Regions from separate parts of the Mus musculus genome. Here all the other regions are linked to region 2. A link is a loop called in an ENCODE intact Hi-C map of the cell type or tissue named here. Cell type or tissue: left cerebral cortex. All regions are shown on one strand.

The links. Peaks named below come from ENCODE experiments on the same cell type or tissue, not always from the same donor. Only the 100,000 strongest peaks of a DNase experiment are listed, where the experiment ranks them.
Region 1: it touches region 2 in a loop (2.9-fold over the local background); 2 of 42 quality-filtered maps call a loop at or near these places.
Region 3: it touches region 2 in a loop (2.3-fold over the local background); 2 of 42 quality-filtered maps call a loop at or near these places.

The regions. Positions count from the first base shown.
Region 1 is chr17:78,823,516-78,826,015 of GRCm38, forward strand. It overlaps Heatr5b (HEAT repeat containing 5B), which reads right to left. Exons shown (of 36, transcript NM_001081179.1): 8 at 981-1,230. Among named protein-coding and RNA genes, the nearest start is that of Heatr5b, 11 kb to the right of the region's middle. In left cerebral cortex, no CTCF peak of the experiment used is centred here; no DNase peak of the experiment used is centred here.
Region 2 is chr17:78,663,850-78,666,349 of GRCm38, forward strand. It overlaps Strn (striatin, calmodulin binding protein), which reads right to left. Exons shown (of 18, transcript NM_011500.3): 11 at 770-945. Among named protein-coding and RNA genes, the nearest start is that of Strn, 71 kb to the right of the region's middle. In left cerebral cortex, no CTCF peak of the experiment used is centred here; a DNase peak (open chromatin) is centred at 1,318.
Region 3 is chr17:78,935,582-78,938,081 of GRCm38, forward strand. It overlaps Cebpz (CCAAT/enhancer binding protein zeta), which reads right to left and starts at 1,489. Exons shown (of 16, transcript NM_001024806.2): 1 at 1,294-1,489; 2 at 1-486. The coding sequence starts at 1,449. Ndufaf7 (NADH:ubiquinone oxidoreductase complex assembly factor 7) reads left to right here and starts at 1,554. Exons shown (of 10, transcript NM_028611.3): 1 at 1,554-1,620; 2 at 1,910-2,073. The coding sequence starts at 1,584. In left cerebral cortex, no CTCF peak of the experiment used is centred here; a DNase peak (open chromatin) is centred at 1,545; H3K4me3 peaks cover 1,924 bases; H3K27ac peaks cover 1,468 bases.

The DNA.
Region 1 (2,500 bases), 160 kb after region 2:
GCTCCTTTCTGACCAGGGTTTCTTTCCTGGGCTTCAGGTGAGGATAAAGTTCCAGTCTGAATGTCCTATAGCCCAGGAACATAACTACGTAGATGCAGTCACGTCTCCACAGGGAAACAGCTAAGAGAGGGGATATTGAGTGTTTCCAGCAGAGGTGGTTCGCTTTTGATGTGGTGAACAAACCAAATACCCTGATCTGAACATGACATGTTGTAATAAGCACTAAAATGTCACATTAGATCTCCAAATAAAAACAAGTTTATGGGTCAAATACAATTTTATCTAAAATATTATTTCTTTAAATTATGAATTATTGACTTTTCGCAATGTGTCCTATAAGCGGTTATAGTTATCTGTAACTATTACTTTCTACGTCTTCATATTAGGCCTATTAGAAAAGAGAAAGAAAAACAGGAAAAAATATATATTTACATAATAAGAGGCTTCAAGCAGGAAAATTTCATCAGATTATCCCACAAAAATAAAAATACACCAGTGCATTCTGGGAGACTTAAAAGCAGCACAGGCACTAGAAAAAACCCAAACCCAAACCTTACCCACGTGCCGCTCAGTTTTAAAGCTTTGTTTCAATGCAATTATATGCTGCTTTAATATTTTTTAAAAATCACTCAGTAAAACTGACATAAGGAGTTGGAACAATGGCTCAGAGGCCAAGAGCACTGGCTGCCCTCTGGGTCTGTGCCAGCACACACATGATGGTTCACAGGCATCTGTGACTCAGAAGTAGAGGTTTCTGAAGCCCCTCTCCTGACCACCACAGGCACCAGGCATGCACATGATACACATGAGAGGAAAATTACAAGTTTGAAGCTAGCCTGGGACACAGTGAGACCCCCCTCCCCCAACCCGAAACAGAAAGGAAGGGAGGAAGAGAGGCGGGAGGGAAAGAAGATAGGGAGAACTAAATTAAATGTCTAGGGTCAGCAGCAGCGCGTGTTACGACACCAGGTCTCACTTACCCACAGCTTTCATCTGCTTTCCGATTGCCTGGCAGATCTCCTTGGCAGCTGCTATCTGGGCTTTCTCACCTAACAGACTGCCCACGGTAGCTCTCAGCATGAAGGACACACATCGCCTGGAGTACACAGCGTCCACGTGTGTTTGTGTTGCTCGAGGATGGGAAACCAGATCAAGTACGTGGGACAAGAATGTGGCAAAGCTACGCTCCAGCCACTGGCCACCCAGAGTTGTCACAAAGACAACATAGGCCTAGGAAACACATTAAGACACAGCTTTAGGTACCTCTGGGTGGACGGAAAGCAGCACAGAAAACGACAGCCAAACAGCGATGGAAGCAAACACAACAAGTTAGACCTGAGATTAAACAGCAGAGATGAACTTCACATCTTTTTACGACTTCTACCAAAGGAATTACTGGTAGAATGTTTGAATGAGACAATTCTTTTCGTTTGTTTTTGTTCATTTGCAATCAGAGTCTCATGGAACCTTTGCTGGCCTGGAACTCACTATGTAGGCCAGGCTTGAACTCACAAAGAACTGCCTGCCTCTACTAGGATTAAAGGCACGTGCTATTATGCCTGGCTTGAATACAAAATTATTGAAAAGAGCCAGGCATTGTATTGCGTGCCTGCGATCTCAGCCTTCAGGGCAATCACCTCAAGTCCAAGGGCAGCCTGGGCAACAGAGTGAAAGACTCTATCTAAAAATCAAAGTCAAAACACCGTAAGAGTCTCGAGGACAAGCCACTCATGAAGAAGTAAAGAGACCGGGCTAAGGTGGACAGCAGAGCTAAACTCAGTCAGGATCAGCAAAGTAACAACTTATGGAATGGAAGTTACCATTGCAAATAGATACTAAGAGCTGCAGCATTCTTGCCAGAGTTCCTGAGATAAGCAGATGGCTTCCACTGTACATTTTGTGTCAGGGACAAGATACCTTCATGGTGACACTGACTAAGACCATGAGCCATGCAAACTTACTAGATGGTATCAGATCTGTAAATATTAGTTATTATTTTGAAATTATAAATCCAAGTCATATTTGATTTTATAATTCATTACAGATTAGTCACTGACAAATCCAATAAGAGGCATAAATCAATCAAATCACAAGGTCTATGGAATCTAAGTTAGTCTAAATGTCTAAACTAGTAATGTCTAAATTTAGTTCTAAACAAAACTGTCTTACTTTATTATTTTTTAAAGGATTATATTGTATCTAGTTTCACTTTTATTATTTCATGTTTATGTTTTTTTGAGTAAAGTCTCCATGATGGGACTTAGGCTGGCTTTGAACTAAAGATCCCCCTGTCTCAGCCTGTGGCCTACACTACCATGCTAGGCAAAGCCTACTTTATAACTTATTTGTTGTGAAATAAAATTTGAGAATATTTTTTAGATATTTATGTACATATAGTAAAAATAGACATTTATACATCAAGAATTTAACTCTCAGACCAGGATATAGCTCAGTGGTAGGGTATTTGCTTGCCTAGTATGTATAAGGCCCTAATATCAGT
Region 2 (2,500 bases):
GCAGAGGCACAGCACCCGAAGGGAATGACCTCTGCTGACCCCATCCGGTGTGCTCAGGCTGCAGCCAGCACTGTCCTGCATGGCACACAGAACCAATGCTACTGGAGTCTTTTAAAGAGGGCAGCGGATTTCTTCTACATGTAGTACACCTTCCGCGACGTCCTGCGGCACAGTGCACTGTACCCTTGTGCCTGTCACAGCAGAGGATCCCTGCTGGTGGGCGCTGGTTCTGATGACGAAGGGTGAACTCCGGAAGGACCTAGTCAAGTACCTGGTCTACCTCGGGGCCAATGAAACACTTTAAGAAACTCATGCCTGCTGTCACGCAGACGGCACCAAGCCAAGACAGAACACCTAAACATGCACACCGGCGTCCTCCGGGTCAGGCAACCGCAAGTGTGGAAAACTCGCTGCCAGCACAGAAAAGTACCTAAGCACTTCTTCACTTTGTAAATCTAAACCGCAAATGATGGGCCAGACTGAGGTCAAAGGTTTGATAAGTCTAAGTGTTCCTACTTATGTCTCTTCACGTTAACAGGGATCTTCATTACAGACAGAGGCCCCACAAATAAGACAGCCTCGTGAAATACTTCTGCGTAAGGAGAACACGTGGGAACCACCAGGTAAAAATTCTTTTCCTCAACGTCAGACCTAACATTAGACTTATATAACAATTATAGACTTATAACAATTACTTTTAAAATAAATCTTTTCCTGTTGATAAATAATTTAAAATCTTTAAAAAAAAGTGCAAGTAGAATATTCTCACTTTTTGGCTGGGGCTGTTTTCTGTAGATTCCACATTTTCAGCGTATGGTCCTCTGAGGCTGTTATTAACACAGGCTCAATGGGGTGGAAAGCAAGGGCTCGGATGCCATCAAAGTGACTCCTTAATGTAAACTTAGGGTTCCACGTCTTCCTCAAGGCATCTTTGTTATTCGCTATCTATAAAGAAACAAAAGATCGGGCTGAGACGGCTGATTGGCTATTAAACTAGTACATGGTGTAGTTCTCAAAATAATACACTTCTAAAGTAAACAACCAAACAGATTAGCCAAATTAGCAACATGTGGCAGCAGTTCTCATGGGAGAAATGGGAAACAATCAGAGAACAGTCAGTGTAATTCAATCTAAAATGTGGGTAACTCCAAACAGTTCTCTGCCACTGCTAGCTTGGATCCCGAATGTCTCCACGGCCCAGGTGTGAAGGCTTGTTCAGAGGGGAGGGGCTTTAGCAGATGGACACTAGACTAGACAGCAGGAGACAGCGGAAGCCGGCCGCCTCCTTTCTCTGCTTCCCTAACACCATAAAGCAAGCAGCTGCTTCGACACAGCCTCACCACAATCCCAACCAGACATGGACTGAAACGCAAGTAAGCCTTCTGCCTACCACGCACTTATCTCAGATTGTTATGTCACAGTGACAGTGACAGACTGAATAGTTATTAGAACTAACTCAACTCAAACTGAAAGACAGAAGTGTGACTGGGATAGGAAAAACTGAGTTTTCTCTCTTTACGCCTGTGTTCTGGCTAGTTTTATGTCAACTGTGTCAACTGCTAGAGTCATTTTGGAAGAGGGAACCTCAGTAGAGAAAATGCTCCCAGCAGCTTGGTCTGTGGGCCAGTGTGAGGCATTTTTTGATGGATGACTGGTGTGTGAGTCCAGCTCACTGTGGGCAATGCAATCCTAGGCTGGGGGTGCTGTGCGCTTTAAGAGAGCAGGCGTGTAAGCCAGTGCTCTTCCATGGCCTCTGCTCTGATTCCTGCACTGACTTCCATCGACCATGGACTGTAATGTGCAACTGTAAATGGAATAAACTCTTTTCTACCCAAGATGCTTTGGGTTATGGTATTTCATCTCAGCAATGCAGCCCCAAACTAAGACTCAGCTCATTGAAACGCCGATCACAGTTTTTGAACCTCATACTTTCTTCACCAAGATGGAAACAAGCTGGATATAGAACATGTTAAAATGGCTGAGCATGGTGTCACACACCTGGCAATTCCAGCACCCAGAGCTGAGGAGGAAGAATTAGAATCCAGAGTGATCACTGAGCTACGCCCCTGCTGCTATTCCTCTTTCCACACGCAATCAAGTGTGGACCGAGATGCCACGTGAAGACAGCATGCAGGGCACTTTGTGGTAAAACATTAAAAAGAGCCTGGTCGCCCCCAGGTTAAGTGAGAACCCAGGCAATGGTAGCATCTTGACGGCAGCTACGTAAGACCCGCAGCAAGGACTACACCCAGTCTCTGGGTGAAGGGAGATTAGAAGCTGATGCTTTTAAAACATATTTTCTTCTATTAAAAAGTTTTTTCCATAATATACTGACTACAGTTTCCCTGTACCAATTCCCCCAGGGCCTCCCCACTTCCCCTTCTATCGGAACCCCATCCTTTCTCTCTCATGAGAAAACGGACATCCAAAGAATACCATAAAAAAAAAACACGGAAAAAGAAGCAAAGAAAAAGAACAAGAAACACATGTGGACACAAGA
Region 3 (2,500 bases), 270 kb after region 2:
CTCATACAGCTTCTGGGCCAGGGCTTTGTACTTGGACACGACATCTGGAGGCTGCAGCTCCAAGGAATACTCACCGCTGTACTCCATGTCGTACCACTTGCCTCCAGGCCTGAGTAACATTGTTTGTCTCTCTAGAAATTCAAACACATCGGGTTGTTTATCTTTCTTTGCTTTGGAGACGGGACAGCTCTCAGGACGCTGTTCTGGTACAGTCTTATTTTTCACCTTCTTTTCCGATGTCTTTTTTCCTTCTGTTGCTTTTTGTTTTTTATTCTCCACCTTCAGTAGTTTTGCTTCTTTTTTGCTGGTGTTTTCCTTTTTCTCTGGTTCATCTTCTTCAATCAAAGACTTTGAGTATTTGGCCAAATTCAGATTCTGAATAAATGACTCCAGTTCACCTTGTTGAAGGTCGTCAATGGTTCCCTTTTTGCCCCCATCCACCACTTCCTCATTTTCATCCAAAGTAGCCAGCATAAGGTAATCTTGCTGTAGAAACACATTAAAAAAAAAAAAAAAAGGCCGTATTACAAACCCAGAAATTCAGTAAGAACTTCATTTTTAAAAACCATCACATATGAATTATTACACTATTATCTGGCAAACTCACAGATATCCAACAGGAAAATGTGCCAAAGATAGGTACACAATAGGGAAAAGGCTTTTGAAGAACCTTCTTCAAGATATGAAAAGATTCTCAAGCTGACAGTCACAAAATCCAGTGAAAATCGCAATGATCTAGGCACTCGTAATGCATCAGGTGAGCAAGGTTAAAGGTTTATCTGAGTGGGCAGGGGATGGCTCAGTGGGTCAAGTCTATGCCAAGGAGCCTGGTGATTTAGGTCCGATCCTCGGAAGTCACATAAAAGAGAGAATCGATTCCAAAGTTGTCCTCTGACTTCCACACGAGTGTACCAACAAACATACAACACTCCTTCCAATAATAGAAAGTACTTTATGAGGTAGTGTAGGGAGGAAGAGGCACTTTCATAAAAGGCTAATGTAAACTGGCAGGTTCTTTTAGCGACTTCAATCCAACCTTTTAACCTAGCAGATGTAGATTACACATACGGTCGTGTTCAAAACATTTGCCCACGTGGTTAGAATCCGATCGCCTACATTTTAACGAGGCATAAACCCAGGAGAAAACATGCAAGCCGAACTGTTTTTTTTCCCACTGAAGCGCGGTAACAGTAAATGCGTGGGAAGCTCTCAGAGCAGGTCGGAGGCTGGGCTGCGGGTCCCACCTTCCCGGCAGCCGTGAGCATCCCCTTCCCCAGAGCCTGCGGCCCTTACCTTTGTGCCTCCGAGGCGTAACACCTCCTCCAGGGAGAAGCCATTCTTGCCCTCATCGCCATCCTCCTCGTCTTCCTCATCCGGATCTTCTGTCACCTGTTTGGGACGCCAGGGCTGCTTGGCAAGGAACGCCACAGGTTCCTGGTCGGCCGACATGGCGGGCTGGACACGCGAGTGCAGCCCGGAGCTTACTTCCGCTTTACGGTGACGCACTTCCTATTGCGAGGGCGATTCAGGAAATACCGTTTAAACCCCGCCTCCGGGGCGGAGCCTGGCCTCGGGGTGTAGGAATGAATGCTTTGGTGAGACGCTGCGTGGCCCGCGCGGGTGAGAGTCCCCTTGCAGGATCCTGTTTCCATGGAAACCGTATGGCGCGGCTCCTTGGTCCCTCCGTTGCTCACCTGGGGCTGGAGCAGGAAGCTGGTCCACAGAGAGGCTTAGCTGTGTGGAGGGGCTTGTAGTCATGGGTTCGGTGCATGCCTTGCCTCCATCGGGTCCTGACGTTGGGGCGAAGTTAGTGATGAACGAGGCATCCTTACAAGCTTTAGGCTGCTTGCTGCGCGTGTAAATGAAATGGAGATATCTAATGCGGGCGGTGCTTAATCGTGCTTTTCAGGCCTTCCCTGTATTTGGAGAGGGAAATGCTACAGCTCCGGGAATGAGCCGGCAGAAAGCAACCAGGTGACACCGATGCTGCGGCATCTTATGTACAAAATAAAGTCTACAGGTCCCATCACTGTGGCCGAGTACATGAAGGAGGTTTTGACTAACCCAGCCAAGGTAAACGTAGGGGGAGCGTGAACCACCCAGTGTGTGTACACAGAGGAGCCCGAAGGCCTCTAGAGCCATCAGGTGTTGAGCCACCGCCGAAGTCCTTGGAATATAGTCTTATCTGTCATTTGCGTTAAAGGGCAGTGCCAAAAAAGAGGTCATGACAAATTCCTGCGGAGTTTAGGTGACAGAATGTAATTTAATTTTCCTGAGTTAAAGGAATGCTGATTTTCTAACCGGGGTTGTGGATTTCTGCTGTTTGTATAAGGGAAACGCTGTATGTATGAGGTTGACCTTGAACTTGCAGCATCTTCTTATTTACCCTCCTGAGTGCTGGGATTCTAGGTGGTCTTCACCTGCCTGGCTAAAAGAAAGCTTTGAGTCTTTCTTGAAGGTTAAGCATTATGGTAAAACTTGGGATATGAAGTTAAGACAA